Linked DNA regions of Homo sapiens: region 2 is linked to region 1. Evidence: chromatin contacts called from ENCODE Hi-C data. All regions are on one chromosome and are shown on one strand. The core of a region is the stretch at or near the end of the contact, and the rest is flanking DNA. Distances in the headings are between cores, read along the strand shown.

Region 1 (3,185 bases), core at 292-2,791:
GGTCTTGAACTCCTGACCTCAGGTGATCCACCTGCCTCGGCCTCCCAAATTGCTGGAATTACAGGCGTGAGCCACCATGCCCGTCCCAGGTCTTGTTATATCCACTTACAGATAAGGAAAATCAGACTTAGAGATTAAGAACCATCTAGGTAAGTATATGGCAGAGCTGGGACCAGAACTCAAGTATCTTAACTCTTGGTCTGTAAGCAAAGAGCTCTTTGCATGGCCAAGGTGTTTAATAACTATTTAGGACTTTTCCGTCTTCAGGCTGCATTTATTTTTCCTCTTTAGTACTATCTTTGATCCTGGAGACTAAGGTACGTGTACAATTTGTCCAGATTTTCCCTATTTTCAAATGAGGTACTGTGACACAATGTGATTTTTTTTCCCTAGGGCCTTGAATCTCCTTCAGTATATTTAGAAGCAAAATGATTCACAGATTTAAAACACAGACAGGAAGTCAGTAACTCAAAGAACTAAATGTGTCTCTGGTTTAGATTTGCTGAGTGACCTTAAACAAAACACTTAACCTTTCTTTCTCAATTAATCTGTGAAATGGAGTTAAACCATTTTCTCATACCACTAAAACAACAGTTAATAACTCATTGAACACTTAGAAATTTACACATGCCACATACATAAACATGTTTCTGATGTTATTTTGAGTAGGTAAGTGTTTCCTATGTGAAATCATTAAAAAACTTCACAAGATTGAATGTGTAATTCATTTTCTGATTAGACTGTTTATTTTAAAAATCAATTTTTTTCTGCATTTTTGGTTGATTATTTTTCCCACTAAATTTACTGTCTCATCAAAGCAGCGTTTGTTCATTTGTAGAATCATTTAGCGTGTATTGGACTATGGGGACCTGAGATGGAACTTTTCCCATTTAAGAAAATAGCCACTCTGTGTTTAGGTTCCTGTAGGGGACACTTTAGGAGAGTGATGTTGTTATATCATGCCTACAAATACCTCATCTGGGTCTGTAGTCTCTGATATATCTGCTCATTCAAGATAGTGGCACTTAGCAATTCAACCAGATGTAAGTTGGCTAATAAACAAAGCCAGTATTCTCTAGGGGCTTGAACAACACTTCCTGTGTTTGACTCTGGTTGCCCTGAAGTTGTTTTAAGTCCAGCACTGCTGGTGACGTTTCCCCTTGTGCACTGAACAGCTCATGCCGTGTCAAAGGGCGTTGACCTTTTCACTCTTAGAACAAAAAGACTGGAAACAAATTATGCTCTGAGAATTGGTCAAAGGATAACAACAACAACAAAAAAGTGCCTGACCCCCAAAACAAGTGATGAACACAAATTCTAAGCTTTAGAGTATTATCATTAAGAGTATTGTCTCTTTAACCAACTTTTCTTTAAAGTGTAATATGAGCATTTGCTTCAATTTACTCTGAAACCACCCACCCCCCAACCCCCCTTGGCTCCTTTTGCAGAACACAATGAACCAACTACTGTTGTCCCTACTCCCCCTATCCAGCTGAATCTGTTCCAGTTTACGAGCTGTCCACCATGGAGCTAAGTCTTCCAAACAGAATGACTCATCTGCAAGTTTTGCTCGTGGCTTCTGAGAGTATATTTAGTGTGAAGAACTGGAGGATGCAGCATATCCAAACACATGCTAGGCTACAGAATTTGAGTGGGAAAAAGAGGACAGGGCTAAAATAGAACTGTAATAAGCCAAAGAATTAGAGGCCTGGCTTAGCTTTTTCTGCTATGTAGCTTCAGCAACACCTACAGTTCCCCGCCAAGAATGGCACACCATATTAATGTAACGAAAATGAGGCTTCCCTGGTGGTTTCTTTTGGAAGGAAGAAAAACATACTTATGTAAAAAATAATCAAAAATAAAAATAAACCAGTGCTTCACTATTGTTCCAAGTTAATGGGAAAATAATTTATCCTTATATTAGTGAAATTAGGCAACACTTGCCCAGGAGCTACTTGTGCAGATAACTGGTGAGCTGAACAAACTTCTTAGGAAATTGTTTAGGTTGGTTCTTCATTATTAAACTCAAGCTGAATTTGACATAATTACAGGAACCACTCTCCTCTTCTTTCTCTCAGTCGTACTCTTGAACAAAAAGTTTTTGTGTTAATCGATTTGCCTTTTGATTTTATTGTTTAAATGTTCCATCAAAGACAATTATGGAAACCTAGGTATGATCTCACGTTTATATTGCTCAACAGTTCATCAGTGTTCTGACACTAAGTCAGCATTTGAAAGCAGTGATCACAAAAGCTAACAATCAGGGGTTCATGTCCCAGCACACGCCACGGAGCGACCAAAGTAGCTTTCTTTGGCTTGAACTAACACTCCCCTCACAGACTTCAACCCAACTCTCCTCTTTTTTCCTTCCTTTATGGCTCTGTGCTTACTTGTCTTTCTTCCTTTCTGTAGCTGTCGCTGTATTTCTCCTATTTACTTGTCTTTTTTCCCTTTTTTCTTCTATCTTTTCATTTTGTTGCTTCTCTCTTCTGTTCCTCCCTTCATCTGTTTTTCTTAGCTGACTATGACAGTGAACTAAATATTATATTTAAATAACTGTTGTAAATCTCTGCAGAAAGGTTCAATTTTTTTCTCTTTAATAATCTATTATCAATAGTCAAAGTTTTGTATTTCTCTCATAAAAAATACATCATTTTTTTAATGAAGCCTTGATTTCCTTTTTGTTTCCCAGTAGCTCTTGATAGAAAAAGCAAAAAATTTCCTTAATCCTAAATCCAAAATGGATTTTCAGAGTAGAGCAGTTCAAGTTGCCCCCTCTCCCCCGCAAAACAGGGAAGACTTGTTTCTAGCCAGTTGCTTTCAAAATGATTTTCTTTTATTACCCCCAAACTCACTTATGCATAGCGATAGTCTTTGATTTACTTTAGGGAGAAAGCTAGTAGACACTAGTAAATTTAGTTGCAATTTCAGTCATACTTTTTAAATAACATATTTTATAAATATTATTTCAATTTTATATCTTTTTTATTTGTCACATTTCTAACTGTATTCAAGTGAAATCTTTACTGTAGTCTAGAAGTATATTGCAACAAATCTGTCTGATAATCAAATAAACATAAAAGAGAAGTCAAATAACCTCCTTTTTTTGACCAATCAACTAAAAAAGATGAAAAAAAATTGTAACCCCCAATGCTTGCAATGGTTCTATGAAATTCAGAGTTCAG
Region 2 (3,185 bases), core at 173-2,672, 800 kb before region 1:
TGTGGTAGAGAGTGATGGGGTAATGGGTTGAGCTAGTTTGGCCTAGGAATGCTTCCTGAGAATGCAATGAGCATGCAATCATGTTAATTTCTGTGGGAAGTGTTCCAGGCATAGAGAACACCAATTATAAAGGGAAGAAGCAAGTGTTCTGGGGACAGAAAGGTGAATGTGGTTTCAACATAGGAGAAGAGTAGTCTTCTTTCTAGCACAAGCCCAATAATTTAAATTGTCATTGAATGATCTTTTAAAATTAATGTCTAAGAATTATAAATGGGTCTTCTACTGTCTAAATTTTAAAGCTGTCTTAGCTATTTTTTTTAAATTCAGCTATCTTATGTTCCAGATATGCTAGGTTTCAATTCTTTCCCTAATGGGCTTTCTTCATAATTGCACTGATGAGTATTTAAGCATTTATGACAGGCCAGCCTTAAAAGAGTGAGTTTATGTAGTACCATTATGTTCCCCTTACTAAAGTTAGACAACAAAGAGTATTCCCTCCAAACGTGTTCATTAAGATTCATATCTGATTTGAAAAGCTTGAAGGAATTGTGGCCAAAGATTTGCACATTAACACATTTATAACCATCAATACATTAGCCTAGGCTCATTTTATCAAATGACCCAGTCATTACCTTGGGAAGCAAAGAGCAGGGCCCTCAAAGATTAGAAGAAAGGTAAGCTAAGTTTGTTGATGAAGGAGAAAAACAAAAAAAGCTCAATACACAATACGTGATGAAGACAAAACTATTTTTTGCTCAAAATTTTAGCCATTCTAAACCGTGGTTCTCATGTGTTTTTGCATGAAAGTATAAATATTTCCTTGCTGCAATCGAATCTGAGAGATTACAAAGCAGATGAATGTTATTTTTCTAGGGCTAGCTATGATACATTACATTTCTCTTATGTGGTGTTGTGATTGTATCTCACTGCTGATTGTGTCTTACCAGACTGTGCTTTCCTTGGTTTTAAAAGTAATGGCAATGGTAAACACATCATAACAATAGCTTTAAAATGTTAGTATTTAGTATTATGGTATCAGCTATTTTAATTCGAGGATAATCTAATAGTAAATCGAATGTGACTGTAAAACAACATTTTAAAAAATAGCTGCCATTGAAGACCTTCTTTGGGATGGCACACATAGTTCTGAATGTCTGCAACAGTCAGAGGATATGCTATTCAAATTGGCATATCATCCTCAGTTGAAGGTGACATCTTCTGCTTTTTTTTTTCAAAAATACCATTTTAAGGAAAAAATAAACTAATGAGGTTCATTTTCTCATGTGTCTCAGAAATAGATTCCAATGACAAAATGAATGGGAGGAAGAGAAAGGGAAAATGGATGAGGAGGAGAAAAATGAGGATGAGAGAGGAGGAAAAAAGGAGGAAGTGGAGAAATAGAAGAATCCAAATATATTGTAAAAAGACACTTTATTCAAATAAGTACATAATCTCACAGCTGAATACTTTCCATGAATATTCTGACACATTTATTTAAATTTTTGAAATCTTACTTTATGCATGTTATAATGGAAAATAGAGGATGAATCTCTTTATAATTTTATCTCATTTATGTTAAATACAAAGATATTCTAGATCAGAACTAACAAGATGAAAGTAATTTATTAAAAGTATGAAATTTCATTAAAGTAGTATTTAATTTTTTTATGTTGGCATGATTGGTCTATTACCAACAACCTTCAAGGAGCTAACTCTTTTATAATCTTTATTCCTGGTGCTTGATTTTCCTCTTTATATCAATCCACTATGTGTTCCACAATTCTAATCTCAGATTTAAAAAATAAATGGTCAAAGGGAGTGGCAAAATATTTGAATTGCTTTCAGAGGTTTGATGGTAGGACCCAGAAGACATAGAGATTGCCAGAATTAACATAACAGAGGATTCAATGTGCTCCTGTGAGAAGCATTGATTGGGGTGGGAATACAAGTCTGTTTCAAGCTTTCTGTACTGGTAGTAACTACTCACAGCTTCTACTCTTGCTTCTTAACCATAGCTTTCCTTTTTTTTTCTTTCCAGGGCTATAAGATTTTTATTTGATTTCAATAATCTTCCACCTGTATCTCCTTTTTACTTATAATGAAAAATTTCAGTTCTGTAAGACACCAATATAATGACTTACTTGCTTTATCTCATAATATATAAACAGTTGCAAAATATGAATAACAGCACTACAACTAGCAATATGATGATTGCTTAACAGCTAAAGATTATTTTTAGGGTTTTTTTTTGCCGTGATTATTTCTTAAGGTATAAAAAGTCAAATTACTACACAGCTTTCCTTTATAATGGGCAACCAAGTACCATAGGTTGAAGGGCTACTCTTCAGCAGTTATAGCCTCACTTGAAAACTCGGCTGACCTCTGCTAAGAGCTTCCACTTAGCGGTTGGTAGTTGTGTTCAGACTCTGCCTCTGCTACTTACTAGCTCTATACCTTTGTGAAAGCCATTTAATGTCTCTGCCTCAGTTTTCAAATTGGAAAGAAGAGAGGGAGGAAGAAAAACAGAAGGAAAAACCCTATTTTACATGGTTGTTCTCAGACTAAGAAAAAATATATAAAGCATTTACCTCAATGCCTAGAGCTTAAAAATTATTAAGCAAATGGTAACTATATTATTTAGCTCATGAGCCAAATTCTTTCCAGATAAAATTTTTAGAAATCAATAGAAATAAAACTTGCCACGTAAAAACAATTTTCCACCTTCAACAGAAATATATGGGCAGGTAAATTCTGTCTTATGCAAACTTTTGTGGTTCTTTAAAATTAACCGTAGGAGGAAAAAGATTTACAATGTATTTTGGGGGGGAGGGGCGGGAATGGCAGTGAGGGAGACAAGAAATATGTAGGGAAAATCATCTTAGAAAAAATAAAGCTTCTTAAAATTGATATAAGCAGAGGGTGGAAACTGAGGCCGGGAGATTATTACTCGTCCACGCTTACAGGGTGGGGTGGGGCAGCGTTCTCCAGGGTTTCGCCTTTGCCGAAGACCCGCTCCACCTTCTCTCGACCCAGATGCCCTTGTCGGGAAGAGTATGCTGTCCTCAGTGCCTGGGACAAGCTCACAAGCCCTCGTCTGTTCCAGGAATTCCAGTCCAAGCTCAGTCCTCTCTCCATCCCGGGGCATCCTAAGCGTGTCTTTGAACCGCACTGTGGAGTTTCACTCC

Evidence for each region. Hi-C counts contacts between places; a loop is a spot of excess contacts on that map. Pooled maps may share reads with other maps.
Region 2: a loop to region 1 is called in a map of dorsolateral prefrontal cortex, with 6 times the contacts of the local background. The contact joins the promoter of GSCAR here to the enhancer-like site in region 1. A Hi-C loop is called at or near these places in 12 of 168 maps with a recorded cell type or tissue (A673, Calu3, HCT116 and 7 more), 10 of 37 single-sample maps with no recorded cell type and 17 of 50 pooled maps.

Annotation. Positions count from the first base shown.
Region 1 is chr5:87,897,872-87,901,056 of GRCh38, reverse strand. No RefSeq gene overlaps it. Among named protein-coding and RNA genes, the nearest start is that of LINC02144, 170 kb to the right of the region's middle. Within about 2 kb of position 1,541, at least 5 of the 41 ENCODE cell types and tissues checked have a DNase peak (open chromatin) inside an H3K27ac peak, as active enhancers do; they include dorsolateral prefrontal cortex and heart right ventricle, where a contact is called at or near this core.
Region 2 is chr5:88,695,381-88,698,565 of GRCh38, reverse strand. It overlaps GSCAR (glioma stem cell association long noncoding RNA), which reads left to right and starts at 1,422. Exons shown (of 3, transcript XR_007058863.1): 1 at 1,422-3,185. The region is part of intron 1 of MEF2C-AS2 (MEF2C antisense RNA 2); the gene reads right to left. RefSeq lists an enhancer at 1,653-2,632.